4 separate regions of the Homo sapiens genome follow, and all the other regions are linked to region 2. Evidence: chromatin loops called from intact Hi-C (ENCODE). Cell type or tissue: endothelial cell of umbilical vein. All regions are shown on one strand. Each heading gives the region's core, and the rest is flanking DNA. Links, peaks and the distances in the headings are about the cores only. Region 1 holds the start of CMTM1 (CKLF like MARVEL transmembrane domain containing 1). Region 2 overlaps TK2 (thymidine kinase 2). Region 3 overlaps CMTM2 (CKLF like MARVEL transmembrane domain containing 2). Region 4 has its middle 8.8 kb from the start of CDH5.

Region 1 (7,876 bases), core at 1,379-6,378, 54 kb after region 2:
GAAGTCTGCACCCCGCGCAGAGCACTACTGTAACTTCCAAGGGAGCGCTGGGAGCAGCGGGATCGGGTTTTCCGGCACCCGGGCCTGGGTGGCAGGGAAGAATGTGCCGGGATCCGCCTCAGGGATCTTTGAATCTCTTTACTGCCTGGCTGGCCGGCAGCTCCGAGGTGTGGGGTTGCAGAGATTTTGAGTTCTCGGGCTAGGCGGTGGCATTGCACCCCCTGTGGCAATGAGGGTGGCTGAAGGGCTCGGCTTGTCGGTGGGGCAGCGAGAGCCGGGTGCACGCGCCGGGGAGGTAGCCAACAGCCGTTGGGACGCGACGCTGGTTCCCAGGGGAGAGCCAGCCGCTGCCGCGGCACTGGTTCAGACGGCCAGGCCCTAGGGACCCACCATGGATCCTGAACACGCCAAACCTGAGTCATCCGAGGCACCTTCAGGGAACTTGAAACAACCGGAGACTGCCGCAGCCCTGGCAAGTAGCGGCAGCGTAGTGAGTTCTGTACCCAAGGCACAGCGCAACATCTCAGCGAAGACCGCACCCCGGAAGCACCCCGCAGTCTCAATTCGCAGTGCGCAGTCCGCAGCCGCCGCACGTCCCCAAGGCAGTGAGGGCACCGCACCCTCAAGGAAAGCCACCACACGCCCACCCCCAAAGCCCACACTCCCACCCCCCACGCCCTCTGCACACACTGAATCCAAACTCTTAAATGAGATGGCGATCAAAGAGCGCGTGGAGGGCCGAGCCAAAGTCCCGTACAAATTCAGGGACAGCCTCAAACGTTTCTCCTTCTCGCCCACTGGAATGTTGAAGATCCTGAGACTGGTGAGCGGAGAGCTGGTGAGACCTAGCTGGGCGGATGTGGCCGGCAGTGGCCTCGGGGAAATGCCCACGGGGTGCCAGCTCCAGAAACCTTCCATAATTCACTTTGCCACTCACCTTTGTTTTGCCTCACCTTTCCTCCCCACCACCCCCTGCTCCCCACACACTAAACCTTTCCTACTAAACTTGCCTCTTTTTTTCCCTATTTTTTCTTTTTTTTTTTTTTTTATTATACTTTAACTTACGGGGTACATGTGTAGAACGTGCAGTTTTGTTACATAGGTATATACGCGCCATGGTGGTTTGCTGCACCCATCAACTCGTCACCTACATTAGGTATTTCTCCTAATGCTATCCCTCCCCTAGTCCCCCACTCCCTACAGGCCCCAGTGTGTGATGTTCCCCTCCCTGTGTCCATGTGTTCTCGTTGTTCAACTCTCACTTATGAGTGAGAACATGCAGTGTTTGGTTTTCTGTTCTTGCGTTAGTTTGCTGAGAATAATGGTTTCCAGCTTCATCCATGTCCCCGCAAAGGACATGAACTCATCCTTTTTTATGGCTGCATAGTATTCCATGGTGTATATGTGCCACATTTTCTTTATCCAGTCTATCATTGATGGACATTTGGGTTGGTTCAGTTTCCTCTCACAAAGGAAATTAGGGAAGCAATGAAGATAATAGGAATTTATAAGTTAGGAAACAAAAATAATAGAATCAGTCAATACAAGAGCTGTCGTTTGAAAGTCCTATTAAATTGATAAGCCATTGGCCAACCAAGAAAAAAAGGGGGAAGAAAAGACATATATTTAAAATTAGAAACCAGAAGGGGAAAATAATCACAAACATCAGCAAAACTGAAAGGATCTACAGGAGTACCTTGCAAAATAGATGTGAATAATTGGATGAAATGGTTGATTTTCCAGAATAATGTAAATCACCAAAACTGATCCCAGAATAGGGAAAAATCTAAACAGGGCAATATAAACATAGAAGAAAATGAGAATTTTAGCAAATGAGTATCTTTCAAAAATGTATCAGGCCCAGACCTTTTTACAAGTTAACTCTTTCAAGCCTTCATGGGATATAATTCTGACACTACTCTAACTTTGTCAAAGAATAGAGAAAGAAGAAATAACTTCTGAACTATCTTTACACAATCAGTATAATACTGATAGGAAAACTTGACTGAGTTCAGAAAAAGAAAACGAAGTAGAGATCTCACTTGCATCAGAACAAAATGTCAATCTATTAGCAGATAATATTCATCAGTATTTTTTGAAAATACAATACCACAAGAAAGAAACAGGATGATTCAATATTAAGATTCTATTAAAATAATTCACTGTATTAGAAGTAAAAGTGAAAATGAGATTATATCTATCACATTATAAAAAATTAGGAGATTATGTCACAGAACATGTGACAAAATTCAACATTTGTCCCTGATTGCCAAGAAGGGAGACCAGTAAGATAGGAGTATATAAATATTCCATTGACATTGTAAAAATAAACATTTCAAACTAAGAGTCAGCATATTTAATTAAATATCAGAAGTATTATTTATTAAATGAGGGGAAAAATGATGCCTACACCATGAGTCAATTTTTTCTGAAACCACTAGTCATCATAATTAGGAATGGGAAATAATATTTGAAAAGAGGTGGCCAGGCGCAGTGACTCACATCTGTAATCCCAGCACTTTGGGAGGCCAAGGTAGGCAGATAACCTCAGTCAGGAGTTCAAGACCAGCCTGGCCAATATGGTGAAACCCCGTCTCTACTAAAAATTCAAAAATTAGCCAGTCTTAGTGACACGCGCCTGTAGTCCCAGCTACTCGGGAGGCTGCGGCAGGAGAATTGTTCGAACCCAGGAAGCAGAGGTTGCAGTGAGCTGAGATCACACCACTGCACTCCAGCCTGAGCGACAGAGCAAGACTGTCTCAAAAAAAAAAAAAAAGGAGGTAAAATATATGCTTTCTTTCAGCTAATGTAATTGCATATCTAGAAAAAAACAAATCAACTGGAAACAATTTAGAGCAAGATGATTTAGTCAGGTGACTCGTTATTGTGTTAATAAATAAAAGCTTTCCTAGACAAATAACCACTTAAAATATAAGAAAATATTTCTGTTTACAACAGTCATCAAAAATGATCAAATATCTAAAAATAAGTGAAATGTGATACACATATGGGAAGAAAACTTTAAAACTCTCCTGAGAGATATTTTTTAAAAACCACTAAAATAACTGGAAAGATATATTTTGTTCTTGAGAAAAACTAAATTCTGTAATTTTTCCAAATTATAAGTAAGTATTTCATTTAGAAATCCCAACTAAAATGCCAACAGGCTTAGTCTGGGGAACTTGACCAACACAAACATGGGAGACATAAACAGTCTGAGAATGAGTAAGAAGAGGAAGACTAGGTGAAACAATAACTCAGTATAGAGTGAATTGTCTATAACTTAGAGTACTAGAGAAGGAAGCACCAATTCAATGGAAGAGAACAGTCTCAAGAGACCGAACTACATCTGAGAATTTAGTATACAATAAAGGTTGGATTTCAGATCAATAGGGATAATACTGGCATTTCCCAATAAATGATGTTGAGATAATCAGCAGCTGTTTGGAAAGAAAGAAAACTGAGGCTCTTCCTCACTGTTTCTACCAAAATCAATGTATATGTACTTTACCAGTATATATACAGACTTCTTTCTAGTATGAAATATAAACTGTTAATAGTGGTTACTTTTAAGGAGAGAGACTAAGGTTGGGTTGGGGGAAGAGAAAGAAATTGGTATTATTTTATCCTTCTATACTGTGTGCTTTTTTTATTATTTTCATGTATTTCATTTCTTCAAAATGTAAGAAATGTTAAAAATGTATGTGCAAAACAATACAGGCCACTGTACTGTGATATAATCAGATTTACATTCTGACAATGTAGATTTTTTTAAATCATGCATTAAAACAAATCCTGTTTCTTTTATTGCAGAGTCTTATCTTAGGAGCATTAGCTTGTTTCATCATCACCCAAGCCAATGAGTCATTTATAACAATCACAAGTCTGGAAATCTGCATTGTCGTTTTTTTTATTCTAATATATGTGCTAACCCTTCACCACTTGCTGACCTATTTACATTGGCCCTTACTTGTAAGTGTTCATTTTTACAATTCTTCAAATCCAAGCTTTGCCCTCAGCCCCAGAGTAAGGGCTCTCCTTAAGTGAAAACAACGGAGCTATCTCTCTAGACAAGGACATAGCTGAGCTGTGACAGTTAGGGTGTTGCCCTGGTCCAGAAGGATTCCTTGAACCCTTGTGCCTGCAGGACAGCCAACACACCGCTGCTCCAGCCCTGAGTGTAAAACCCCTCATTATGGCACTAGACACATGGTACTTTTCAGCTTGTCCTAAAAAAATATATATACTTAGTATATAAAGTAGGTAAGCACATTTCTCAGCCATTGCTTGTACAACAGTGCATGCTTCTACTTTGCAGAGAGCACTCTGATTATAAACATTCTCCCCAAAAGCAAAAGTTGATATGATGGCATTGTAGAAAATTGCCGTGCATACACTTAAAGATTGTAGTCAACCTGTGTGTGTGTGTTAGGGTCCATATCACAAAGAGGTGCCGGACTATCCAGAAAAAGACATTACAGAGCCTTCTTTAATAGCTTTTCCCAGACTTTCACATTCTTTGCCAACTGAACAATTGCTAAAGCTAACCCCTCAGGTCTCAGACTAGAGAGGCAGTACGGTTTTGTCCAGAGGCAGCCATAGGCCCAGATTCTGGTCCTGCCACCTTACTAGCTATGTAACCTTTAGCCTCAGTTTCCCCATTTAAGAAATACAGAGAAGGAAAAGTATGATAATAACTACCTCATAGGGTTCCTGAAACATTTAAATGTGTGCAAAGCCAATAACATAGTATGTGACACAAATTAAATATTCTAATGTCCAAAAAGAACAGCCACCCATCAGACCCATCAGATAGCTGGGTGGCGTTTGCCATTCTGTCTTGCGCTGTGAACAATCCTAATTCAGAGCTTAGGCCTCTTCCACATCCCACTTCCTTATAGAACATTTTTCTAACCTTAAAGTCAGAATGTTCCTTTTGAGCTAAAACTCAAACATTGTCTTCAAATCTGTGAGAGATTTTCTCAAAGGCTGCTGAGCTCTCTCTGTCCCACAGAATGCCGAGTACAGGAAGCAGACAAAGCAAATATGAGCAACTTTAATTGAACATGTGGAAGACCCTTTTAGTTATGGAGAGGTTTCTCAGGGGAAACTCAAATCTCTGTCCGTGGAAATTTTCAAGAAGGGAAGGTAAAGTAACCATTTTTGAGCATATACCATGTGCCAGATACTTTTTCATGTCACCTTATTTAATCCTCACAACAACCCAGTGAGGTTATGGTCACCCCTCACCCCTCATTTAACAGATGAGAAAATTGGATTAAAGACATTCAGTTGCCAATTGAATTCAATTCAGTAGCCATATGTAGGTGCCAGAAACTCAGATATGCACCCAGGTCTATCTGACTCTAAAGCCCAGACTCTTTGCAGACTTTACAACCTATTATCTTGTGATGGTTTTCTATCTCCATTCTCCATTAAGGTAAGAAACTCAGTGAAACTATGTCTTTATGTCCTCCTCAGCTTCTCTAAATTTTATCTCTGTATCTTGTTTCCTCATGCTTTTCTTAAAATACAGCACCAAAGGTGAATTGGTTATCCTGGTGGGTGTACACAGGCCCTTGGGGGTGGGTGACTGATGGCTCCACAGCACCATCAGCTGTGGTCAGGAGGATCAGAGCCCTCTGAGAAATGGACTCATGCAGGCTGGGTCCACACATAAAGCTGGAGAGGGCCAGGAGACATCATACTTTGCTGTAGGGTTCAGTGGTAATGCCCAAGAAGTATCCCAGACAAAGGTAAGAACTAGGATCTCCTGAGCATGAACCGTGAGTGTCCTATGAGAGAACCTGTTCTCACAGTGGTCACAGGAAGTTCAGCCCAGCTCTTGCAGGGTTACAGGCCTTTGGTCAACTCCAATAAAGCCAGGCCCCCTTGCTGTGTCTGTCTTAAGTGACAGTATCCTCTTTTTTGGGGATGACTGGGAGCCCAGAGGTGATTCGGAGCCCCTGTCCTTTCCTGCTACTGTCCTCGAGAGCATGGGCCAGACCTAGCACAGCACAGGATATGCCTTGTGAGCTCCCAGGAGCTTCATGGTGGGGAAACTCTCTGTTACCAAGATGGTTGCCCAGTTATTCTGATGTTCAGTTCACACTAGCAGGACACATACTGAGCAACCACACAGTTGGTCAGATGGTAAGTGATTTAATTAACTTGGAAGTTTTTGAAAAAGACTCATCAAAACAGGACCCAAATTGTGTTCTCTTCTCCTATCCAGTCCCTTCCTTTCAAATGTGCTCTTTCAGATTCTGTGAGATGAAGGATGTGTACCTACACAATTTTTCAGAGGGGCAAGTAGCTACACTGGGAGGCCTTGGCACAGTAGGGAATGTGCTAGTTTTGTGAGGGTATTGGTGCTAGGAGGTGATGACTTGGCACTTCAGAAGGTAGGCAGGCTTAGAATCAAGCTTCAGGAGTCACTTGGGACCTTATGATAAGGTCAGTGCAGGAAGCCACAGAACACACGGTCAATTTCATACTAGAACTGTTTGAGTCGGGCTCTGCACAGCTTCAGAGGCTTGCCCACAGCTGAGAGTGCCCAGCATGCAGCTACCACTTCCTTTCAGCCCTTCCCTCCAGGCAAGAAGGCTTGGCTCCCAGGAGGTATGGGATTAGGGTAAGGAGTACTGACTTTAAGTGGCGATTTCTAACTTAAAGGCTCATAAAAGGATAGAGTTCCTTATTTCCCTATTCCGATTATTGTTTGAAAAAGGGGTGAGGGTAAAAGTCTCCACCAGGGAGACAGACTGTGATACATCAGGGCTTGGACTCAGCAGGGAAGCCCCAAAGAGAACTTACTGCAGATACAGGTGACCTGCTCAGATCTGTGGGCTCTGGGACCATATTTTGTCAAGGCCGCCTCCTCTGGACAGAGGATGGACCCATACTCAGTCTCTGAGTTGCAGCTGTGAAGGGTGTGCCAGGGACCCTGACACCATGGGAAAGACACAGGTCCTGCTTTCAACCCCTAACCTATGTTAGGGCCTATGAGGTCTCCTCAGATGGGCTCTTGGCGTTCTTGATTCATGTGAACTCACAGAATAAATGTGCCAGCTTCCACAGCACTGGTTTTACCTGCAGACTTGAGAGTGGAATTAAATCAGTAAATAAAGTTAATTTAAAATTTAAACCCATTTTTACCAGCATAAGTCTGCATCAAAGCTAGGAAAAGTACAATTTTCCTCACCCCACACATGCTCTTCATTTTTAGGTTTACCAACTCGCCCCACTCTAGCCTAGTGTCAGGTACCAAGATCGTAAGAAATTATGAATTTGAATTATTGTCTTCTAAATAGCTCATATTTTAAACACTTCTACATCATAAAGAATATAATCCAGCATGGTCAGAGAAACTGAGTTCTGGTGAAGCAGATGTTTTTGCCAACAGAAAGCAATTTTTTAAAAGGAATAAACATTTTAAACTAAAACAAAAAATGAAACCAATGAAAGTTGCAGTTAATTGAATACCAGATAATATTCATTGTATGTAAATTCCTATTACAAATACTACATTTTGTGAAACAAATCATGTTTAACGTTTTTCTTTTTTTTTTTTTTTTTTTTTGAGATGGAGTCTCACTGTGTTGCCCAGGCTGGAATGCGGTGGCACGATCTCGGCTCACTGCAAGCTCCACCTCCCAGGTTCAAGCAATTCTCCTGCCTCAGCCTCCTGAGTAGCTGGGATTATAGGCACGTACCACCATGCCTGGCTAATTTTTGTATTTTTGGTAGAGACAGGGTTTCACCATGTTGGCCAGGCTGGTCTCGAACTCCTGACCTCAGGTGATCCACCCACCTCAGCCTCCCAAAGTGCTGGGATTACAAGCATGAGCCACCGTGCCTGGCCTGTTTAACTTTT
Region 2 (7,876 bases), core at 1,201-6,200:
TTTTTCCAGATTGCTCCCAATAGCTAACTTGGCAGCAGCAGGCATTTTTCAGACATGAGCCATAGACCTTTTGCCTCCTATGGGCAATGCTTCCGATTCTCTGGAGTTAATATTCGATCCCGATTTTGTTCAAAGAGTTCTAACATCCTCTCCATGTGGTGGTCAGCCTCAATCACCTGGAAATTAGACACATGGGTCACAAGGCTGCACTGACCTCAGCAGCATCCTCCTTTCACAGCTGGAGACAGACAGATGGAAGCAGGCAGCAGGGGGCAGGGAAGGGCACAGAAGGTTGCAGGCAGATAAAAAGGAAGGTTAGAGCCAAATCGCTTTCAGCTCTAGGGCAATCTACATTTCCAATGAGGTTTTCACTTAAGAATGTACTACAAGAGCTAGGTATGGTGGCTCATGTCTATTATCCAAGCACTTTGGGAGGCTGAGACCTGAAGATTACACGAGCCCAGGAGTTTGAGACCAGCCTGGGCAACACAGTGAGACCCTGTAAGCTCATGAATGATTTGTTTTTTTCCCTCATCACTTTCTACCCTCCTTTTTTTCCATAATGAGGGAGAAAAATAAGCTGTACTTATTTAAAAATCTACTACAGTAGGCCGGGTGCAGTGGCTCACGCCTGTGATCCCAGAATTTTGGGAGGCCGAGGCAGGCAGATCACTTGAGGCCAGGAGTTTGAGACCAGCTTGGCCAACGTGGCAAAATCCCATCTCTACGAAAAATATAAAAAATTATCCAGGCATGGTGGCATGCGCCTGTAGTCCCAGCTATTCAGGAGGCTGAGGCAAGAGAATCATTTGAACCCAGGAGGCAGAGGTTGCAGCGAGCCGAGATTGCGTCACTGCATTCCAGTCTGGGCAACAGAGTGAGGCTCTGTCTCAAAAACAAACAAACAAAAAATTACTACAGTAATATCTCACTTTCCGGCAACCTCACTGCCTGCAAGAGCCATAAGCAGAAGTGTTTGAGCCCAAACAGATATTCCTATGGCCACGCACAAAAGCTCATGCACAGCCCTGCCTCACATCCCATCAAACAATGCTCCTATAGCCATGCACCAAAGCTTGCGCACAACCCTGCCTCACAGCCAATCCCATGTTGTATATGTAACCATCTTAGGTTCCCTCCAATCAAGACTCGGAGGGACCCCAGACTCCGCATTTCTTGGGAGCATCTGGGCCACTGCTTATTTGTCTGAGTAAAGAAATCTGGAAACAGCAAACTGGAAAACAAGGAGATGGGGAAGTAAGGAAATGCTGACGGGACAGACACATCAATATCAGTCAGAAATGACACATGGCAGCAAGAGAAAGGAGGATTACTGTAAAAAGTAAACACAGGAACGCAGAGACATTAGTGGGCAGGGCAGACAGTTCCACACACCTCAGCATTCCTAAGGGCATCACTGTGTGACAGCCCAGACCAGACAATGACATTCCTTCTGATGACCTGAGTCACCAAACAAAGGTGAAATGAGGCTCTGTGTCATCCACGGAAGGAGGAAGGTCACATCAGAGGAACTACTATCCCAAATGGTGAAAACTGAGACCCGGGTCTAGAGTCTTCGCTGAAGATGCTGGATCAGTGACAACTGCCAGGTGTGATGGCACTGGCACAGACTGCCTTCCCTCGGGTCTGGCCAACTCACTCTGAGACTCAGCCCAGAAACAGGCACTGGGAGAGAGAGCACCAGCCTTCCCACCTTCCTTCTTCTAAGTTGTCAAACTCTAAAGGACTGTGCCCTCCCCTGTCTGCAAGGTGGCTGACATTCCCCGGGTCACTCCTCTTTCTAGAACAGTCTCGTACCCTGTAAGGGAGTCTTACTTACCAGAACAGGGGCTGCCATGGGGAAAAGGCTGCCTTTGATGAGCCACTCCTCATGGAGATGGTGAATTGCTTCCAGGTATTCCTGCCAGGGAAACACAAGCAGTCTGTCGGGAGTGGACAGAGCAGACCCCACCTACCAAGGGTGTCAAGCAGAGGGGGTCAAAGTAGTCAATGACCATGGGCAGTGACTCAGACAAAGGAACCCTGCAAGAGCAAACCTGGCTCAAGTGGACAGCGGCAGACGCAGCCACACACTCGGTGGCCAGGCTGAGCAAAACAGCACAAGTGTCACCAGCCACCCTGCTCTGCTCCACTGGGGGTTCGTGGGCACAAACACTGGCCCTTCCCCTGGCGCCTGAATCAAAGCCAAGGCAAAAGGCAGGACCCCCTCCCCCTCCCCCTCTCCCTCTCCCCTTTGCACGGTTTCCCTCTGATGCCCAGCCGAGGCTGGACTGTACTGCCGCCAACTCGACTCACTGCAACCTCCCTGCCTGATTCTCCTGCCTCAGCCTGCCAAGTGCCTGGGATTGCAGGCGCGCACCGCCATGCCTGACTGGTTTTCGTATTTTTTGGTGGAGACGGGGTTTCGCTGTGTTGGCCGGGCTGGTCTCCAGCTCCTAACCGCGAGTGATCCGCCAGCCTCGGCCTCCCGAGGTGCCGGGATTGCAGACGGAGTCTGGTTCACTCAGTGCTCAATGTTGCCCAGGCTGGAGTGCAGTGGCGTGATCTCGGCTCGCTACAACCTCCACCTCCCAGCCGCCTGCCTTGGCCTCCCAAAGTGCCGAGATTGCAGCCTCTGCCCGGCTGCCACCCCGTCTAGGAAGTGAGGAGTGTCTCTGCCTGGCCGCCCATCGTCTAGGATGTGAGGACCCCTCTGCCCGGCCGCTCAGTCTGGGAAGTGAGGAGCCCCTCTGCCCGGCCACCACCCCGTCTGGGAGGTGTACCCAATAGCTCATTGAGAACGGGCCATGATGACGATGGCGGTTTTGTCTAATAGAAAAGGGGGAAATGTGGGGAAAAGAAAGATCAGATTGTTACTGTGTCTGTGTAGAAAGAAGTAGACATAGGAGACTCCATTTTGTTCTGTACTAAGAAAAATTCTTCTGCCTTGGGATGCTGTTAGTCTATAACCTTACCCCCAACCCCGTGCTCTCTGAAACGTGTGCTGTGTCCACTAAGGGTTAAATGGATTAAGGGCGATGCAAGATGTGCTTTGTTAAACAGATGCTTGAAGGTAGCATACTCATTAAGAGTCATCACCATTCCCTAATCTCAAGTACCCAGGGACACAAACACTGCGGAAGGCGGCAGGGCCCTCTGCCTAGGAAAACCAGAGACCTTTGTTCACATGTTTATCTGCTGACCTTCCCTCCACTATTGTCCTATGACCCTGCCAAATCCCCCTCTCCGAGAAACACCCAAGAATGATCAATAAATACTAAAAAAAAAAAAAAAGGCAGGACCCACACCTGGCTTCTCCCATTTACTGCCACTTTTGCAGCAGCAGGGCCTCAGTTCCTTCAGGCAGGGGCCCAGCCCTGGGCAGCCTCTAAACCCTCCGCTCTGTCTTGCCACCAAGAGGACTGTGACCCTCACCCATTGCCCTTCTACCCCCTCAACAACTCGTAACCTATAGACCCTCCAGACTATAAAGACCACCAACTGCAGAAAGCCTGATGCAGCGGAGCCCAAGGGAAAAGGGGCACAGGCCCTCCTGAGCCATGGGGCCTGCATGCCAGGCAGAGCAGATACTCGTGCTCTCCCAGGCACAGAGTGGGATGGCTCCTCACACAGATTCCACTCGCCATCCCAGAGGCTCGCGTGTCAACTCTGCAGCAGCCTTTACATCTCCTGCCCAGCTCTCCCTTGGCAATAGGAGCCAGATGTGTCCCATGGACCTGGTCAAACCCTTAAGACAATGGCTTGGATCACGGCTTGGACGGCCCCCAGGCTTGGGGAGCATCTGGGTCACTGCACAGAGCTGCTGTGCGCATCACAGCATGGTCCAGCCTGGCCCCATTCCACCACATTCCATCTTCCTAGCATTCTTGTCTCCAAGATTTCAAAGGAGCTGCCCAGAGTGACGCCTGGGCCCTCGTGGCAGGAATGCATCGTGCTGGCACCAAGGAAAAACAAGGCTGAGCAGGATTTCAGGAGTTGGATAGGCTTCCCAGGGCCCCCAGTCCAGCCTATCCTGAGCTCAGAGCCCCTGACACCCCACTGAATGCTTGCCCAGCCTCTGTCTCCCTCCAGTGGCAGCTTCTCACATGGGACATTCAGTTCAATACTAACTGAGCAACTACTAGGCACCAGGCCCCAAGGCACATGCAGAGGACACGGAGGGAATAAGACCCAATCTTAAAAAGCTCACATTAGTGAGGGATGGGGAACAAAGGTATAAACAAATAGTGTCAGTATGCTGTCCTAAGGCCCATGATCACAGAAAGCCAGGGGGTGGGTTTGGGGGGGGTTACAATGGAAGGAAGGTCAGGGGTGGCTTCCTGGAGGAGGTGACATCTGAGTAACACTTTAAAGACAAAGGAAACGACTGTGCAAAGGCACATTTGCATAACTCCACTGTGTATGTGGTTGTTTGTGTGTGGCCACAACTAGTTCCTTATAGCCAGAGCATAGAAAGTAGGGAATGGAGGATGATAACGCCAGAGAGGCAGTTGGGGCCGGGTCATAAGCCGTATTACAAAGTGGGGACTGCATTCTAGCCAGCAGCAAGGCACTGAAAGGTTCTGGGCTGGGAAATTGCACGAGTGGTGATGAGTATTGGAAATATCAGCCGGGCGGCAGCCTGGAGGCCAGATTTTGAAGGGAGATGCAAGGAGGGAAGGGCCAGGGCGAGATGCACAGCCCGGGCCTATACTGGCAGAGTCCCCATGAGAGTCAGTGTGGCCTGAGCAGAACTCAGAAGGGCATGGCATCTCTCCAGTGGGCAAACACCACTAAGCATGAGCACCGCCTCCGTGCCGGGCACTGTGCTAAGCACTAGGGATGCAGCAGTGAACAAGAGGGCTGGGTCCTGCCCTCCTGGAACTCGCATTCTAGGGAGGACACAGAGAGCACAAGGCCAGGCAATCTTCAGGAGGCAGAACAGACAAGCCCTGGTGCTGCCAAGATGGGGAGGGGCAGGTGGGGAGGGGAGGGGAACGCCTCCAAGCAGGAGGGTTGCCAAACTGTGAGTCAGCGACCACAGGAAGCCAAGCAGATCTGGACATCCACGTGGGTCTCTGGCCAAACAGGAAGTCAGAGTTCACCCTCTGATACACTTGGTTCCTGTTCTCTCTCTGCAAACAAGGGCACAATGATCTCATGGGGGTGGGGCCGGGAGAGGAAGCCGGGTTGGACAGAGGTGGTTTCCCAGTTTGTCTTTAACCAAGTCAAAGAGGCCTCTTACCAGCGGAATGACCTTCTCCTCTTCCCTGCATCTCTTCTTTAACCTCTGGTAACAAGTCTCAGGATTGGTCCGAAGGTAAACTGAGGTTAAAAGAATACGTGGCTCTCAGGACTCTGCTCATGGCTTGGAAGCAAAGCAGGCACACAGGCAAAGGCGGGAGGAAGGTCTGCACAGCTCGAGCAGGAAGCAGGGAGGGCCAGCTCTTGGCTTGACCACTGACCCTCCGCCTCGACTTTCATTCTCTTTCAGTGTCAGCGGCCCCGTGGGGTCGTTTTGAGGCTGAATGGGATTCTGTTCATAGACAGAGCTCAAAACAGGCCTCACACCCAGCAGGTCTCAGTGAATGTTCAGGCTCTGTCCTTCCTGTTCCTTTGCAAACTAGAAAAACCCATCAGATCACAGTGGATTTGGGTCTGAAAGTAGCTGAGCCAGGGAGGGAAGTTTAAAGAACAAAGGCCAGGGTTCTTCTCCATGAGAGACCAGAAGTCCCGAATTCTGTCTGCCCTCAGGGAGAAAGCTGAACTCCCATGGGGAAGGAACTGCCAAGGGCAAGTGCCTCACCCACTGCCCCCAAGGGTTGGGGCCCAGCCAAGCACATCCTCAAGGGACCCAGGAGAGAGACAAGAGAGGGAGGTGGGAGGGGTGCATCTCACCTATCAAATCAACAGACACGTCCATGTTCCTCAAGATCCAGTCAAACCATTCCGACAGAACTACATAGTCCACTTCTGGCATCTTCCCACTGCAATGAGAGTTGTAAGGGCTTATTCACCTAAGAGAAAACTTCTGGGCTATGCAATTCCCCCAAAAGGATCTTGAGACGGCTCTCAATGAAAGGAGTCACCAAGGGTACCAGGGCACAGTGTGATCCGTGCAATACTGGACATGCAGTGACAAGGACCCTAAGCATTCCCGACCTCCTGCTGCCTGGGAGCGGCTTATGGCACAATGCTGCAAGGGCCATGGCACGGAGTGATGGGAGAATTCACTTGGGATTGGAACTCTAAGCAGAGAAAGGGACTTTAAAGCTTGTACCCTGAGAACAGAGACAGTGCTCAGGTTAGGCAATGAATCAGCAAACCAATTTCACTTCTAGAAATTTATTTTGTGGACCAGGGTGGTGGCTTATGCCTGTAATCCCAGCACTTTGGGAGGGTGAGGTGGGAGGATCACTTGAGGCCAGAAGTTCAAGATCTGCCTGGGCAACATGGAAAGACCCCCATCTCTACAAAAACTACAAAAAAATTAACTAGGGGTGGTGGCGCATGCCTATGGTCCTAGCTACTCGGGAAACTGAGGCAGGTGGATCACTTGAGCCCAGGGGTTTAAGGCTGTAGTGGGTCATGATCATGCCACTGCACTCCAGCCTGGGCAACAGAGTGAGACCCCTGACTCAAACAAAACAAAAAAATTTATTTTGTGAAAATAATCATGATGCTCACCGCGGCACTGTTTAAACCAATAAAAAACTAAATCTTGGTAAATCTATATAACAGAAAATTCACGCAGTAACTGAAGGATGATATTGTAAAATAATATTTAATGGCATGGAAAAATTTCAAATCTAATGTTCAGTGAAAGCAACAGGATCTAAAACTGTGTATATCCCAACCACATTTCCAAAAGTATTCACCAATGCATCTTGGAAAGGTGGGAAAGAAAAATATCAAAATGTAAAAAGTGCTTTTCTCAAGCTGCAGGACTACATGAGACTTTTCTTTTTTTCTTTATACCTTTTTGTATTTTCCAAATTTTAACAACACATTACTTCTCAAATCAGCAGTGGGAGTTGGGGAGCATTACTACATATTTTAGTTTTTATTTATTTTTTTTTTTTATTTTTTGAGACGTAGTGTCGCTCTGTCGCCCAGGCTGGAGTGCAGTAGTGTGATCTTGGCTCACTGCAAGCTCCGCCCCCCAGGTTCACGCCATTCTCCTGCCTCAGCCTCCCGAGTAGCTGGGACTACAGGCACCCGCCACCACGCCGGGCTAATTTTTTGTATTTTTAGTAGAGACAGGGTTTCACCGTGTTAGCCAGGATGGTCTATTTTTTATTTTTTTAAGACAGAGTTTCACTCTGTCGCCCAGGCTGGAGTGCAGTGGCGTGATCTCAGCTCACAGCAATCTCCGCCTCCTAGGTTCAAGCGATTCTCCTGCCTCAGCCTCCTGAGTAGCTGGGACTACAGGTGTGCGCCACCATGCCTGGCTAATTTTTGTATTTTTAGTAGACACGGGGTTTCACTATGTTGGCCAGGCTGGTCTCGAACTCCTGACCTCAAATGATCCACCCGCCTCGGCCTCCCAAAGTGCTGGGATTACAGGCATGAGCCACTGCGCCCGGCCTACTACACATTTTAAATGTTAACTTTAAAAGAAAGAAAAAAAGGCAAGAAAGTGGGAAGGAAGAACGAGCCAGGGTGAAGGAGAAATCTGGCATCTATTCCTGGTATTCCTGTGGGTTTCCTGTGCCCTGGGAGGAAATGAACAGGAAAGAGAGAGCAGGAATGGACACAGCTGGAGGGCACAAGCCCATCAGCAGGCAGACAACCCTCACAGGCCTAGCAGAGGAATTCTCCCTTTAACATCCTCCATTCCACTAGTGGCTCCATGTGGGTCCCGCTCAGAGCTGGG
Region 3 (7,876 bases), core at 1,942-6,941, 74 kb after region 2:
TGGTCAGGCTGGTCTCGAACTCCCAACCTCAGGTGATCCGCCCGCCTCAGCCTCCCAAAGTGCTGGGATTACAGGCGTGAGCCACTGCGCCCAGCTTACAAAAACAATTTTTTTAATTGCACAGTGGCAGGTGCCTATAGTCCCAGCTGAGGCTGAGGTGGGGAGGATCACTTGAGCCCAGGAGTTCAAGACTGCAGTGAGTGGTAGAAACACCCTGTGTCTCATTTCGTTCATTCATATAGTAGGCTACATCAGTTAAAATTAATAAATCTATATTTCTCAATGTGGATAAATCTCAAAAGTCAAAAAGCAAGCATTGAAAGGTAGGATACTTTTTATTTAAATATAAAAAGTGTATTTTGAAATACACAAAATAGTATACATTGTTTATAAATATATAATATGTAGAAAAGCACAAATTCAGACAGGAAAACTGCACATCAGCTTCCAAAAGTTGGAGGAGGGAGGCATGAGGGACAGGAAAAGGGAAGGAAGCGAGGGGGCTGCAGCTCCATCCGTGAAGTTGGACTTCTTGTTTTCAAAGAGGCCTAAAGGGGACGTTGGCAAGACGTTAACATCTGTTAAATGTCAGTGGCTCCTGGCCTGGTGGAGGTGGGAGTCGGGGATAGGATGTTCTATTATTTTCTGGGCATTTGAAATGTATCAAAATTCAAAACATTAAAAAGGAAAAGGCCTGAAACAAAGTGGCCAGGAAAGGACAACAGCAGGAAATGGCACTATAGAAACCAAGGGGGATGGCAGGTGTCTTCCAGCGCTGCAGGATCAGCTGCTTCTCACCCCATCCTCTAGGCCCAGGAGAAATGCGGGAGGAAGCCAGCCTGCTATGGCCATGGTTTGGCCAGCTCTGAGAAGTTTGGCAATGCCTTGTCACTAGCAGGAGGGAAATGCGTATATGGTATGGGGAGGGCGAGACTGAAGTCACAGGGGATGGGCAGGAGGGTTGAGGAAGGAAGAGGTGGTGCTGCCTTGCAAAGAGGGGAAGGGGTCTAGGAAGTCAGGCCGAGGGCAGGGGGTTGCAGAAGAAGCTGCCAGGCTCCCAGTGAGATGCTAGAGTCCATCAGAGCCAGTGCAGCCCACCCAGACTCCAGAGAGGGGAGCTGGTCCTGGGAGCTGAAAGGCGGTGGTGGGGTCCTTAAGAGGGACATCATGACGTTTTATAGTTGTGTATTTATTTAAATGTGTATTGGCTGGGCGCTGTGGCCCACACCTGTAATCGTAGCACTTTGGGAGGCCGAGGAAGGCAGATCGCTTGAGTCCAGGAGTTCGAGACCAGCCTGGATAACATGGTGAAACCCCGTCTCTACTAAAAATACACACAAAAAAAAAATTAGGCAGGCTTGGTGGCACACACCTGTAGTCGCAGCTGCTCAGGAGGCAGAGGTGGGAGAATCACCTGAGCCTGAGGAGGTCGAGGCTGCAGTGAGCAGAAATTGTGCCACTGCACTCCAGCCTGCATAATCGGAGTAAGACCCTGTCTCAAAAAGTAGAAAATAAAAATAATAAATGAGTATTAGTGGGAGGAGACATAGGCAGAAACCAAATGTGTGATTTCACAGAGAGATGGTAGAAGAGGGGGCTGGTGACTTCACAGGCTTCAGCACGAGGGCATTTTAGCATCCTGGACTTTTTAGGTTTCAATTTAAAAAGCCCAGCTGGAGGGCCACAGATATGTCCACCTAGCCCGGTGTGTGTTTATCTTTATGCATACATTTTAAAATCAGGTGGAAATTTGCAAATCATTCCTTTGGAGGAAGCTAGCCAGGGTGCAGTGTTTGTTGATGGGGACCCTGGCTTTGGCTGAGGCTGACTAACCTCTCCACCTTCAGGACCTCTTCAACGACCTGATTGCTTGTGCGTTCCTTGTGGGAGCCGTGGTCTTTGCTGTGAGAAGTCGGCGATCCATGAATCTCCACTACTTACTTGCTGTGGTGAGTCTTTCCATGCTGGGCCTTGCATTTGCTCTGAATTCACTTCTTTTGGAGGATGGGTGTTGTCCTCTGTTTAAGGAAAGGGCTTCTTTATTTTCCACAAAAGTCTTGGGATCAAAGCAAAGTTTAAAAGTTAAGTAGGCCGGGTGCAGTGGTTCATGCCTATAATCCCAGCACTTTGGGAGGCCGAGGCGGGCGGATCACCTGAGGTCAGGAGTTTGAGACCAGCCTGGCCAACATGGTGAAATACAAAAACACAAAATTTACAAAATTTAGTAGAAAATGTATTTTCTACTAAAAATACAAAAATTAGCCAGGCATGGTGGCACATGCCTGTAATCCCAGCAACTTGGGAGGCTGAGGCAGGAGAATCGCTTAAATCCAGGAGGCAGAGGTTGCAGCGAGCAGAGATTGCAGCACTGCACTCCACCCCGGACGACGGAGCGAGACTTCGTCTCAAAGGAAAAAAAAAAAAAGTAAAGTAGACAGATGTTTCCAACGGAACCACCATTTAAATAAAGATGATGTCCGGGGAGCCAGCCCAAGTTCCTTCCTGTAGCTGCCGACCCCAGAGCAAACAGTCCCACTCTGGCTGGGTTTCAAGAGAGAAAAGAAACAGAGATGAGATGGCAGGACGGGGGAGTGGAGAAGGCAAAGGCTGAGGGAGTAGGCACGCTCCTAGCCTCTCAGAGATGGTTGACATTTGAGGGGACATGGGGGATGTGTGAAACAGCACCCCCTGATGAATGAGAAACCAGGAGGGAAACTCACCACCTTTGGAATGAAAAGCAAAAGTCATGAGGACCGTTTTGTTTTCCAGATCCTTATTGGTGCGGCTGGAGTTTTTGCTTTTATCGATGTGTGTCTTCAAAGAAACCACTTCAGAGGCAAGAAGGCCAAAAAGCATATGCTGGTTCCTCCTCCAGGAAAGGAAAAAGGACCCCAGCAGGGCAAGGGACCAGAACCCGCCAAGCCACCAGAACCTGGCAAGCCACCAGGGCCAGCAAAGGGAAAGAAATGACTTGGAGGAGGCTCCTGGTGTCTGAAACGGCAGTGTATTTTACAGCAATATGTTTCCACTCTCTTCCTTGTCTTCTTTCTGGAATGGTTTTCTTTTCCATTTTCATTACCACCTTTGCTTGGAAAAGAATGGATTAATGGATTCTAAAAGCCTAAAGTTGATGTAAGCATTATTTTGTTCATTCAGCAAAAGTTACTGACTGTCAGGGTGCAGAGGGCGAGGCCAGGGCAGGGCCTGGGAGCCAAGGCTCCTGAAGTGCTCCCAGGCTACTGGGCACCAAGGGCCTGGGGGACCAGAAGTGTAGGTGTTGCCGGCTAGTGGCCCCAACCAACTGGCAGGGGGCAGGGGGCCAGGGCATGGGGGGCAGAGGAAGACAAGAAACCAGAAAACAAAAGGATCATTTTGTTCACACTGATTATTTTAATTTTACTTTTTTAAAAAAGCATCCAAGCAATTGTTATGAGAAAAATAAGTTTGTTGGCCTTCCTTGCAGTTTAGTTTTTAGGTTGGTTTTGTTTTGTTTTGTTTTGTTTTGTTTTTGTTTTTTGGTGAGACAGAGTTTCACTCTTGTTACCCAGGCTGGAGTGCAACGGTGTGATCTCGGCTCACTGCAACCTCTACCTCCCAGGTTCAAGCAATTCTCCTGCCTCAGCCTCCTTGAGTAGCTGGTATTACAGGCATCTGCCACCACACCTGGCTAATTTTCTGTATCTCTCATACAGATAGGGTTTTACCATGTTGGCCAGGCTGGTCTCGAACTCCTGACCTCAGGTGATCCACCCGCCTCAGCCTCCCAGGGTGCCAGGATTACAGGCGTGAGCCACCATGCCTGGCCTGCAATTTAGTATTGATCCTCACTGAGGTTCACTCCGGTCGAAGTGAGGAGGGCAGGGGGTGTCAACTTCTCAGGGCTCAGGGCCTCCAAGGGCCTGAGTCAGGCTGGCATATGGGCTGAGCAGGGTGGGCACAGGAGGAGTCTAGGGGCTGTTTCCCTCTGGGACCTGGAGTGTCTCCCTCCACTGACAACCTGAGCATAAGGCCTGGAGTCCCCACATGTAGGCCTTGCAGATCTTTCCACCAGAGAAGGCTCTGCTCTCACTGGACAGTCCAGCCATCCTGGCAGGGGAAGGGTTGTCTCCATGAGAGGAAAGCCAGGCCCCAAACTGACCCATGAGGAGCTTGGAAGGGGGTCTGTAGGAGGAAGCATGGAGCCCCGAGCCCAGCCTGGGAGACAAGCTGGGAGGGTTCACTGAGCCTTGGGGACATGATCATGACTTGGGCCAAGGCGATCACTGAAGGCTGTGAGAAGGCCATGTGCTTAGCTGCTGCCGCAAAGGTGTGCCGGAGGAAGGAGGCCCCTGCAGGTCCTTCAGGTGGGGAGACGGGCAGCTGGTGGCCTCTAGGGGTGAAGCCTTGGAACTTGGGGTGGCCCCAGGCTCCTCTACACTTCAAGTCCACTGTCCCCTCTGTAGCCTCACAGCATCCCCTGCAGGCCAGGCAGTGTGAGGCACACCTACCTCTAGCTTTGTAGAGAAAAACTCAAAAATGCACGCTAACCTGCCACATGACCCAGAATTCTTCTCCTGTATATTTAGCCAAGATTAATGGTATACTAGAATGTTCATAACAGCCAAAAACTAGAAAGAGCCACATGTTCAAAAGGAGGTAAATGTGCTACATTCAGAAAACGGAATGCACTACTCAGCAGTAAAAAAAAAAAAAAAAAAAAAAAAAAAAAAAAACTATGAATACAACAACAAGGAAGGATTTCACATAATAGAAACATACCATATGATTCCATTTCTAAGCAGTTCAAGAATAGGCAAAAATACAGTGAAAGAAAACAGTGGTTGCTTGGGGATTGATTATGTAACCCAAAAAGTATCAGACACAGGCCACAATTGATTTAGAAGTTTATTTTGGCCAGGTCCAGTGGCTCATGCCTGTAATCTCAGCACTTTGGGAGGCCGAGGTGGGCAGATCGCTTGGGCCCAGGAGTTTGAGACCAGCCTGTACAACATGGCGAAACCCCGTCTCTACTAAAAATACAAAAATTCACCGGGCGTGGTGGCACGCACCTGTAGTCCCAGCTACTCTGGGGGCTGAGGCAGAAGAATCGCTTGAACCCTGGAGGTGGAGGTTGCAGTGAGCTGAGATCGCGCCACTTGCACTCCAGCCTGGGCGACAGAGCAAGACTCTGTCTCAAAAAAAAAAAAAAAAAAAAAAGTGCCACAGTTAAGGACAATGCCTCAGAAACAGGTCTGTGCCTTTCTCCAAATCATCCAAATGTGATTTTGAGGGCTTCAACATTTAAAGGGAAAAGCGGGCTGAAAGGGAAAGAGAAAGTGTGTAGTCACGTTACTGAAACCACAAGTTGCAAGAGAAAAGGAGCAGGTAGGGGAACAGCGAGTGATGCCTTCTTCTGGCGCTCAGTAAATTGGCATTTGACATAAGATGAACATAGAGCAGCTACCTGTGGGGATATTTCACTTTTCGTCTGTAGCTCTCCGCTTAGGGACAAAAGGAAAGGCGGCTTCTTGCATGACTCAGCTCTCAGCTTAATTTTTTTCTTTTGGCACAGTGAATCGGGGTCCTGAGTATTTTATTTTCCTTTCACATTTCCAAAGAGACATAAGTGAGCTTTTGTGGGTACCAGAACTTTCATCTATTCATTGGAGGAGCTGGTCACACAGGTGTACACATTTGTCAAAACATTCAATAGTATACTTAAGATCTGTGCATTTCATTGTATATAAGTTTTACCTAACAAAGGAAGCTAAATATGACTTATGCTCAGAATCCTGTGGAAAAGTGTGAACTTTCCTAAACGAATTTGGTCACTCCTCTCAACTCCTGGGGTAATACTTGTGAGCAGGCAGGGTTTCTGCGAATCCCAGGATATAATGAGCCTGAAGTGGGGGCTGGGCTGGGGCTGAGCGAGACTTCAGGTGTCATGCTAAGAAGAGGACCCCAGGACAGCGACATGGGCTGTAGGAAGATGCCCCTTCAGAACAGAACTACATCAGGTAAGTACTTGTCTGGAGCGGGGAATGGCCTGGGTGTGGGGCATGTCACTTACACATCTGGTTGAAATGCAGATTCAGCAAAAAGCCTAATTAATTAATACACACAGAATAAAAATGGATGCTGTGTCCCTCAAACAAAAGAGACTCAAAAAGGGCAACCAGCAAACAAGAGTTCTTGGGGTAGGAGTGTGGGAAACTACAACAAAGATTTTGAATTTTTGTTGTTGCTGTTGTTGTTGTTGAGACAGAGTCTCATTCTGTCGCCCAGGCTGGAGTGCAGTGGCGCGATCTCGGCTTGCTGCAACCTCCACCTCCCCGGTTCAAGCGACTGTCCTGCCTCAGCCTCCCAAGTACCTGGGATTACAGGTGCCTGCCACCATGCCTGTCTAATTTTTTTAGTATTTTTAGTAGAAACGGGGTTTCACCATGTTGTCCAGGCTGCTTTCGAACTCCTGACCTCAAGCGATCCACTCGCCTCAACCTCCCAGAATGCTGGGATTACAGCGTGAGCCACTGCATCCAGCCAAGATTTTAAAATTTAACAGAGGGGTTGAATAATAGAATAGACATAATTTAAGATGGCAATTCATGATTTGAAAAATAAAGGAAATCTAGAAAATCAAACAAAAAGGCAGACTTTCTTTTTTGGAAAAAAGACACAGAGGACAAATCTAGGAGGATTTATCCAACAACCATCTCAAAGGAGTCACAGAAGGTGAGAAAATCTTAAACAGAAAAAAATTTTCAGTTAAAACTAAAATCTTATAGAAAGGACCCACCAAGGCCAGGTGTGGTGGCTCACGCCTATAATCCCAGCACTTTGGGAAGCCGAGGCAGGTGGATCCCTTGAGCTCAGGAGTTAGAGATCAGCCTGGCCAACATGGCAAAACCCTGTCTCTACAAAAAACAAAAAAATTAGCCGGGCATACTGGTGTGTGCCTGTAGTCCCAGCTATTCCAGAGGTTGAAGTGGGAAAATCAATCACTTGAGGCTGAGAGGTCGAGGCTGCAGTGAACCAAGATTGCACCACTGCACCCTAGCCTGGGTGACAAAGCAAGACCCTGTTTCAAAAAAAAAAAAAAGAAGAAGAAAGGGAGAGAGAGAAAGAAAAAAAGAAAGAGAGGGAGAAGGAAGGAAGGAAGGAAGGAAGGGGAGGGGAAGGGAAGGGAAGGGAAGGAAGGAGGGAGGGAGGGAGGAAGGAAGGGAGAAAAGGGAAGGGAAGGTAAAGGGAGGGGAGGGGAGGGGAGGGGAGGGAGAGGGCCCACCAAGTGTTGAGCAGGTTTACTGGGAAAGCATCCTCACCTGCCTACACATTTCTCGGTGAAGTATCAGAATTCTAAAGATTAAGAGAAAATCCTAAAAGCTGAGAGACACAGAGAGAGAACACAAAGATGACACTGACAAGAGAAAAACCAAACATCAGAGTCCACTCCAGATATTAGAAAACAATGGAGCTGGGCTGGGCACGGTGGCTCACGCCTGTAATCCCAGCACTTTGGGAGGCCAAGGCAGGTGGATCACGAGGTCAGGAGTTCGAGACCAGCCTGGTCAATATGGTAAAACCCTGTCTCTACTACAAAATACAAAAATTAGCCTAGCGTGGTGGCGTGTGTGTGTAATCCCAGCTACTCGGGAGACTGAGGCAGGAGAATTGGTTGAATCTAGGAGGCGGAGGTTGCAGTGAGCCAAGATCGTGCCACTGCACTCAGGCCTGGGCGACAAGAGTGAAACTCCATCTCAAAAAAAAAAAAAAAAATTTAAAGTGAAAATGTAAGTGGTTTTTAGTACATTCACAATGTTGTGCAACCACCACTTCTATCTAGTTCCAAAACATTTCTATAACTTCATTCCTTTTTTATGGCTGAATAATATTCCATTTT
Region 4 (7,876 bases), core at 1,302-6,301, 160 kb before region 2:
ACCCATGATCACACAGCTCAGGGGCTGGGATTCACAGGTGGGCACCAAAGGCCAGAGAGAGGCAGGTCTCCTCGCTCTGCCAGCCAGGTCTGAGAACCAAGAGTCCCACTGAGGGAGGCCGCCAGACCCTCTCCACTTCCCCAAATCCACCACCTGCCAAGGCAGCGCCACTGGAATCTCTGCTGCTGCTGCTGTTGCTGCTGCTGCTCACCCCACAATTGATGAGGGTCTCAGGATGAAAGCAGAGAAGGAGGCGGAGGGCAGGGGGGAATTCACCACCACCACTCCATTCCCCAGCTGCCCACCCCAATTCCCTAACAGATAATTCTCCCTAATGTTTATTGCCTTTCTGCTTATTTATTAGCCAGGCTATGTCAAAATGTATGCTAAATCAATGTTGTAGCACAGCTCAGCTGTGAGGATTGATTTCTTTTATTTAAGGTGAAACAAGTTTAGTTTGGAGCCCAGAGCAAAATTCTAACGTGCTGAAAACATGCTGCCTGGCAAGATTCCTGGGAAGGATTCCTAAGAATCCTCCCAAAAGCTGGAGCCCCTCTGGGAAAGCAGCCTTCAAGGCACATGGTTCCCAAGGTACCACCAGCAAATCCAAGGAGGACAAGAGAGAGGGAAGGTTCAGGGCTGAGTCCCTCCCATGTGCCCAGTAAGAGCAAAACAGAAACCACCACCTCAGCAATGTTGGGGAGGGTATGTGTGTCCTCCCTCCCACTCCCTAGCTCAGATTACTAAATACAGAAACTGAGGCACAGAAGTGTTGAGAAACTCACCCAAGCCACATAGCTAACTCGAGGTCATCTGCCTCTAAATCTACGAGACTTCCCCAAATTGCGTAGCTGTTGAGTTTTTTCTCCCAGAGTAAATTCACTGAGTTTCTGAATCCACATCATAAAATGAATTACCGTAAAGCAAGACACGTTTTCCCGCAGAAACAATGTTAAGATATTCAGCCAGGCTTCCTGACCAATGGCTAGGCGTCCAGTACATCATAAATACGACCAACCCAATGTCATAAATATAAATGTGCAAAAACTATAAATGTCTTAATAATCAGCTGAAAATGTAAACCCTAAATGGTCATGTAAAATTTGTCACAAGTCCTAGAACTCAGAAATATAGTGAGCATATTTGTCATAGAAGAAACCCCAAAGTATTATAAATAAAGCATACATTCCATGTGGAAAAAATATAGTCCTCCCTTATCATAAACTTGACTTTAAAGAAATAAATTGCTAGAGCAGAATTATAGAATTGCAGAGGGAAGAGGGACCTTAAATATTATTTCTTTCTAGACCCTATCTGTTGCTGAGATCCTTACCACAACAGCACTGCCAGTGTTTTCCAGCCTACACTTGAACATCCCCTAAGGATGGGGAGCTCACTACCTCCATGGCTTCCTATTCTACTTTTTTTTCTTTTTCTTTTTCTTTTTTTTTTTTTTTTTTTTCTGAGACAGAGTCTCGCTCAGTCACCCAGGCTGGAGTGCAGTGGTGCGATCTCAGCTCACTGCAACCTCCATCTCCCAGGTTCAAGCAAATCTCCTGCCTCTGCCTCCCGAGTGGCTGGGATTACAGGTGCCTGCCACCACACCTGGTTCATTTTTGTATTTTTAGTAGAGATAGGGTTTCACCATTTTGGCCAGGCTGGTCTCGGACTGCTGACCTCAGGTGATCCGCCCACCTCGGCCTCCCAAAGTGCTGGGATGACAGGCGTAAGCCACCGCGCCCAACCCTGTTCTATTTTAGGTTAAACTTTCCCATAGTTGTTTCCTGTACATTCTCTGCTTGCCCTGAAAGGAATGAACATGGTACCAGCAGGCCCTGAGGGAGGTTCTGAGTTATTTAACCTCTAGGAGCCTCAATTTTCCCATCTGTCAAATAGGGATCAATAATAATACCTATTTCATGCATTGTTGTGAAGGTCAAATAAGGTCGTCCATGTCAGCTATCATTATTTTATTAATACTATTATTATCCCAACCATTGACCAAGTGGTCCTCAGTTTCTCTCATATTTGTCTCCCATCTTTGGGCAGCTGCTTTTGACTTTTTTTTTCCAATCCCAAATACAGGGCCCTCAACTCATCCTTGTAATGTTTCCTATTGATATTTTGAATCATTTCCTCACCCTGACAAGACCTCTGGATCCTGACCCTGTTGTCCAGCCCATCCTCCATCCCATCAGGGTTTAAAGAGCCCATTGATTGGATCAGTAGACAATCGTCTTCATCTAAGTTGATGATAAAGAATGCTGGTCCAGACCAGGCACAATGGCTTACACCTGTAATCTCAACACTAGGAAGCTGGGGTGGGAGAATCAGCTGAGGTCAGGAGTTTGAGACTAGCCTGGGCAACATAGAGAGACCCTGTCTCTACAAAAAATTTAAGAGTTAGCTGAGCATGGTGGTGCACACCTCTCGTACCAGCTACTCAGGAGGCTGAAGTGGGACAACAGCTTGATCCTGAGAGGTCAAGGCTGCCATAAGCCCAGGAGGTTGAGGCTGCAGTGAGCCATGATCACACCGCTGCACTCCAGCCTGGGTGACATTGCAAGACTGTCTCAATAATTAATTCATTCATTAATTTTTTAAAAGAATGCTAGTCTAGATGGGCCTGGAATAGAATCTTGTGGCATACCACTGGAGACCTCCCTTGGGGCCAATGTGTCCCAAACTGTATTCCTTGGAAATTTTTGCCTCCCATGAGATGTGAGTATGTGTTTGGGAATAAAAGAGGCTGCAATCAGATGAGATTGATACACAACAGATGCTAAAACAGCGTTTACATGAAGAAGCAAAGACACGACATCTAATGGTAAGCTTCCAGGCTAGAGGCTTTACCTTCCAATAGTACAAGCCCTTAAATCTCTTTTGTCCACTGAGATTTATTTTTACAAAAGAATTCCACCCTGTGAGTGCCCTGAGCGTAGTCAGTCACTCCCTCCTTTCTCAGACAGCTTTACTTCTCTCCGTGCCCTGCCATGGTGAGAACCCCAAGCACATCAGTCCTGAGACATCCTCTGGCGCCTCTTGTCTGGCCCCACAAGAGCCAGCAGGGTGGGGAGCAGCCATTGGATTTGAGTCATACCTATGGGCTCCTATTTAGACCCTGGGCACAGGCTCCAAGAAGCTGTCCCCCTCCCCCACAGCCACCTCAGTTCCCCCAGTTGGAGGCAAGACCCTCTCCTCGCCCCATCAGCCTCCACAGGAGCTTCTGCCCATGGCCAAGAACAGACCAGCTTGGATCACGAAGGACTGAGCACCTGGAATATTCTGTGCTTCTCCCCTGATGTCTGAAGGCGAGTGCAGCCTCGGGCCTGGCCCACAGTGGCTGATGGTGGAATGAGTCAGTGCCCAAGCAAAGGTGAGCCAGCCCCTGCAGGAAGGTCAAGCTCTCCTGCCCAGGTGAATCCCCCTCATCCCGGATCCCTCTGTGCCTCCCCCTGCCTGGGGACCACACCTCATGCTTCTCCTGGGGTTCATGAGTGAACTCCCAATAGCTCTTAAACACGAAACCCATCTTCATTCCACTGTCCTTCTGAAAGGACACCTTTTGGGAAAATGAACCCAAGTGTCCCAAAAGCATCTGCCTGAGCAACTATGAATGATGGCCTTTCCTCTTCCCACGTGTGTCCTCCAGGAGCCCCGTCTTGCCAAGTCCAGAAGAGGCTCATCTGTTCTCATCGCTAGCCACTAGATGGCGACATCAGGAATTGTTTAATTTTCCAAAGAAAGTTGCTTGGGAAACCACACAGTTCTAAATAAAGCAAAAAGCAATGAATGGGAGGAAGGAGGGGAAGTGGAAAGGCAGGGATTTAGAATTCCCCATCCCTTTACATGGCTATATAACTTGGGCACGCCCTTTAATCTCCCAGAACCTATGCACCTGCAAAATGGAGCTAAGAGAGGTAGCTACCTCCTAAGGTAATGCTGGAAGACCTGGGAGCATATTAACCTCCTGGGGAGCTTTACAAAATAGTGAAGTCAGCCAGGTACAGTGGCTCACGCCTGTAATCCCAGCACTTTGGGAGGCCAAGGTGGGTGGGATCACTTGAGGTCAGGAGTTCGAGACCAGCCTGGCCAGCATAGTGAGACCCCCGTCTCTACTAAAAATACAAAAAATTAGCAGGGTGTGGTGGTGCACACCTGTAAGCCCAGCTACTCGGGAGGCTGAGGCAGGAGAATCGCTTGAACCTGGGAGGCAGAGGTTGCAGTGAGCCGAGATCGTGCCACTGCACTCCAGCCTGGGCGACAGAGCAAGACTCTGTCTCAAAAAAAATAAAATAGTGAAGTCCAGCCCCCACCAGGCCAATTAAATCAGAATCTCTACATGTGCCTTCCCCAGATACTACTTGGATGTGGGGAGGGGAGCTGGCCAGGCAGTTCCAGGGCACAGCCTGAAGTGAGGATCTCTGCTCCAGGGCAGCAGTTCTCAAGCTTGGGCATGCATCAGAATCACTGGAATCTCTTAGTAACACAGATTGCTGGGTCCCACCCCCAGATCTTCTGATTCGGCAGGTCTGGGGTGGTACCCCAGGATTTGCTGATGCTGCTGGTTGAGGCCACACTTTGAGAACCACTGTCTTGCAAAGAAAGAGAGACAGTGGGTAAGCTGATGCATATAGAACACTAGGTTGCTTGAGTCCAGGAGTTCAAGACCAGTCTGGGCAACACAGTGAGGCCCCATCTCTACAAAAAAAATTTTTTTAATTATCCGGGCTTGGTGGTACGTGCCTGTAGTCCCAGCTACTCAGGAGGCTGAGGCAGGAGGATCACTTGAGCCCAGGAGGTTGAGGCTGCAGTGACCCATGATTGCACCACTGCACTCCAGCCTGGGCAACAGAGCAAGACCCTATCACCCTCAACAACTGCCCAGCACAAAAAAAAAAAAAAAAAAAAAAAACAACTAGGCTCCATGCCTGACGCAAAGGAAGCTGTGTGGGTTTTTCCTAACAACAACCAATTGTCCAGTTCTCCAACACCACTTGGGTTTCCAACAATTCAAGCCATTTCTGAGCCTAACTACCCAGAGTTAGTGCAGACTTCACAGGTTAATAAAGGCTTAGACACTAGCCACAAGCAGGGTCACCAAGTGAGCCACGCTTCTGCCTGCCCAACTACAACTTCGGGGGTTGCCCGCAGCCCTCCTTCGGATTCGATAATTTGTTAGAATGACTCATAGAACCCAGAGAAGGGCTTTACTTTTGATTACTCATGTATTACAAAGGATACAACTTAGGAACAGCCGAATGGAAGCGCTGCATGGGGCAAGACGCAGGGGTGGAGCCCAGAGCTTCTGTGCCCTCTCTCAGAATGGAAGAGGCATCCAAGTTTACAAAGCACTTGGAGAAATGTTACTCATGTGACCCACTCCGGCTGCCTGTGAGTTCAGAAGAACATGGCAAGGTACGACCTTTTCACAAAGGAGAAAACTGAGACAAAAAGCACTGGTGAGCAGTCAGCGGCAGAGCATGGGATCAGAAAACTGGGGCTTCTGGTTCCAAGCCCACTGCTCTTACCACTGTGCCCCTCTTCCCTGGAGAACCTGACTTGTTAGGACTGTACATAAACCAAGAGTTAACAGGCATGTCTCTGAGCTTTAGCACAGAGGCTGGAAAGATTCCTTCTTTTGGCTGGTCGGAACCTCTCTGTATTCGCTCTTGGTTCTCAGTGGCATGGCAGGTGGGTGAAGCTGGAGGATCCTCGAGGTCTCCACCAGCCTGTGCAGTCAGTCCCATCCAATCGGACTTGAGTTTTTCCTAGTAGCTTCCTTCCCCGGGACCAGCTCAGACGCCTCCTCCCCTAGCTGGATTTTGCCCAGGGGACTCGTCTCAGGCCACAGAGTGCAGTGTGCACTGAGGGGTGTGGAGATGGCCTGGAGAAGAGACCCAGACAGGCAGGAGGCAGATGGCCTGGGCTTGCCTGGTTCTGGGCCTGCTGCCACACTGCCCAGCTGAGGGCTGGTGCCAGAGCCGTGTCTGCTTGCCCCATCAAGAGGTGGGAGGGATTGATCCACCTTCCTGCCCCACAGATGGTGCAGCCTCCAACCTATTGTTTTCCAGGACGCTTCGGTGGAGAGCACAAGGAATGTAGGGTCTAGAAACAGGAAGCCCTGGCTTCCGCTGGACAAGGTTTCCTCCAGACTCAGGCCTGCCCTCCAGACAACAAGGCAGGGCCCTTGGTCCCACCCTGCCCTGCCTGGCTCACTGGGCCACCCCAAGGAAGGCCTTGCCCTCTCTGGGCTTCTGCATGTGACGGATACACAGAAGGCTTGGGCAGTGGGGTGACCAATGGCTCCAGACAACGGAGGAGGAGGATGCTGCCCAAGGCCTCAACCTGACTGCACCTCTCAGCCCACTCATGCACCACGAACACAGCACATGTGGTCACATCCATGTGGATGCCTTACACACTCCATGCGTGTTCTTACATACTTATGTGTAGCCACATGGTTGCCAAACACCGTGCACATGCCATGCCCATGCTAACACACTCACATGTATACACGGTCGTCCTCACACACTCACAGGTGCCCCCACCATTAACGTGTCTGTGGCATCACTGTCATGACAAACATGCATTGAGCACCTACTGTATACCAGAGACTATTCTATGCACTTTACATGCATCTTCTCAGTTAGTCCTTTCAGCAACCCTGGGAGGAAGGCACGCCATCATTCCCATTTTACAGAAGGGAAAACTGAGGCACCAAAGGCCATGTGGCTGGTCCAGGATCAGCCAGACCATAAGTAGCAGATGTGCCCCAGCATGTAACCACAGGGCACCACTTTCTCTCCACCCCTGGGAGCCCCACTTCCGTAACAGCCTTTTCAGGATGTTGTGAGAAAAAAGTGAGAAACATCTGGGGAAGTGCTCTGGGCAGCCTCCTCCCTCCCAGGGGCTGCGGCAAGGTATTGTTCTCACTGTCGGGAATTCAAACCCCGTTCAATCGGCCTTTCCTGGCCAAAGAGAGGCTGCACTTAGCCTTTTCCTCACCCAGCTCCAGTGGCTGCATCCTGAGCCGCCATCCCTTGCGGTTCCCCAGCCAGTGGCCTCTCCCTGGCCTGACCACAGCCCACAGGAGGTGGCCCCGCCAGCAGGCAGCTGCATGGGGACACGGTGCACTGGACAGGGGGCGCCTCTCCTAAAATCCAGGGATCCTTGGGTCCCTGGCCTGCATGAGGCCCCCAGCGGTGCCCTGCCTGAGCTCCTCAGTGTGGTGTGACAGGCCCTCTACCACCTGGCCTCCTCCCCAGCCAGTCCCTCTTCCCCTCTCAGCACCTCAGTGCTCCCCTACCCCTTGGAATGTCTTCTCCTTCCCTAAGAGGCCTCCTTGCCTTTGACCCTGCCAATTCTGCTGTCTGCAGAGCCCTTCCCGTGCTCCGCCTTTGGTGACCTCCTGCTCATGCTTTCAGATCAGCTTGGGGACCCAGTCCTCCGGCAGCTCCCAGGCCACCTCCTCCGGGCACCCTCATCTCAGGGTGCACACCTCTGTCACCAACCCAGCCCCACCCAGTGTGGTTCATGCATGTCTTGGTGTCTGTCTCTCCCACCAGACTGGGGCACATCAAAGACAAGGACCCAGCCCAAGTCACCTCCACGTCTCCATGCCTAGCACAGGGCTAGGAAAAGCCTGAGCACCAAATGTATTTTTTAAATAACAAAGGAACATAAAACATTGGTGAACAATGGCAAGTTATCAGAAGAAGGGTGGTGCTATAGAATGAGCATTGAACTGGGATATAAACAGGAATATAAGGGTTGAAATCCTGGCTCTGCTACTCAGACACTGTGTGACCTTGAGCAAGTTACTCAGCCTCTCTGAGCCTCAGCTCTTTCATCAGGGAAATGGGAATACAAATAG

Evidence for each region. A loop is a pair of places that touch in the nucleus more often than their neighbours do. Peaks named below come from ENCODE experiments on the same cell type or tissue, not always from the same donor. Only the 100,000 strongest peaks of a DNase experiment are listed, where the experiment ranks them.
Region 1: a loop joins it to region 2, with 3 times the contacts of the local background. A loop is called at or near these places in 49 of 110 quality-filtered maps.
Region 3: it touches region 2 in a loop (3-fold over the local background); 13 of 110 quality-filtered maps call a loop at or near these places.
Region 4: it touches region 2 in a loop (7-fold over the local background); 3 of 110 quality-filtered maps call a loop at or near these places.

The regions. Positions count from the first base shown.
Region 1 is chr16:66,566,123-66,573,998 of GRCh38, forward strand. The region is part of intron 2 of CKLF-CMTM1 (CKLF-CMTM1 readthrough); the gene reads left to right. CMTM1 (CKLF like MARVEL transmembrane domain containing 1) reads left to right here and starts at 317. Exons shown (of 4, transcript NM_052999.4): 1 at 317-823; 2 at 3,814-3,972. The coding sequence starts at 392. It also overlaps a transcript of CKLF not described here. In endothelial cell of umbilical vein, for the core only: no CTCF peak of the experiment used is centred there; DNase peaks (open chromatin) are centred at 2,419, 3,229 and 3,889; H3K27ac peaks cover 2,007 bases.
Region 2 is chr16:66,511,891-66,519,766 of GRCh38, forward strand. It overlaps TK2 (thymidine kinase 2), which reads right to left. Exons shown (of 10, transcript NM_004614.5): 7 at 5,899-5,987; 8 at 5,246-5,325; 9 at 1,841-1,921; 10 at 1-176. The coding sequence ends at 78. Among named protein-coding and RNA genes, the nearest start is that of TK2, 34 kb to the right of the region's middle. RefSeq lists enhancers at 1-363, 364-1,339. In endothelial cell of umbilical vein, for the core only: a CTCF peak has its summit at 4,051 (motif pointing left); DNase peaks (open chromatin) are centred at 4,101, 4,411 and 5,051; H3K27ac peaks cover 3,407 bases.
Region 3 is chr16:66,585,150-66,593,025 of GRCh38, forward strand. It overlaps CMTM2 (CKLF like MARVEL transmembrane domain containing 2), which reads left to right. Exons shown (of 4, transcript NM_144673.3): 3 at 1,848-1,949; 4 at 2,770-3,126. The coding sequence ends at 2,970. Among named protein-coding and RNA genes, the nearest start is that of CMTM2, 9.6 kb to the left of the region's middle. In endothelial cell of umbilical vein, for the core only: a CTCF peak has its summit at 4,457 (motif pointing left); a DNase peak (open chromatin) is centred at 4,447.
Region 4 is chr16:66,353,964-66,361,839 of GRCh38, forward strand. No RefSeq gene overlaps it. Among named protein-coding and RNA genes, the nearest start is that of CDH5, 8.8 kb to the right of the region's middle. In endothelial cell of umbilical vein, for the core only: a CTCF peak has its summit at 3,699 (motif pointing right); DNase peaks (open chromatin) are centred at 3,748, 5,238 and 6,088; H3K27ac peaks cover 2,567 bases.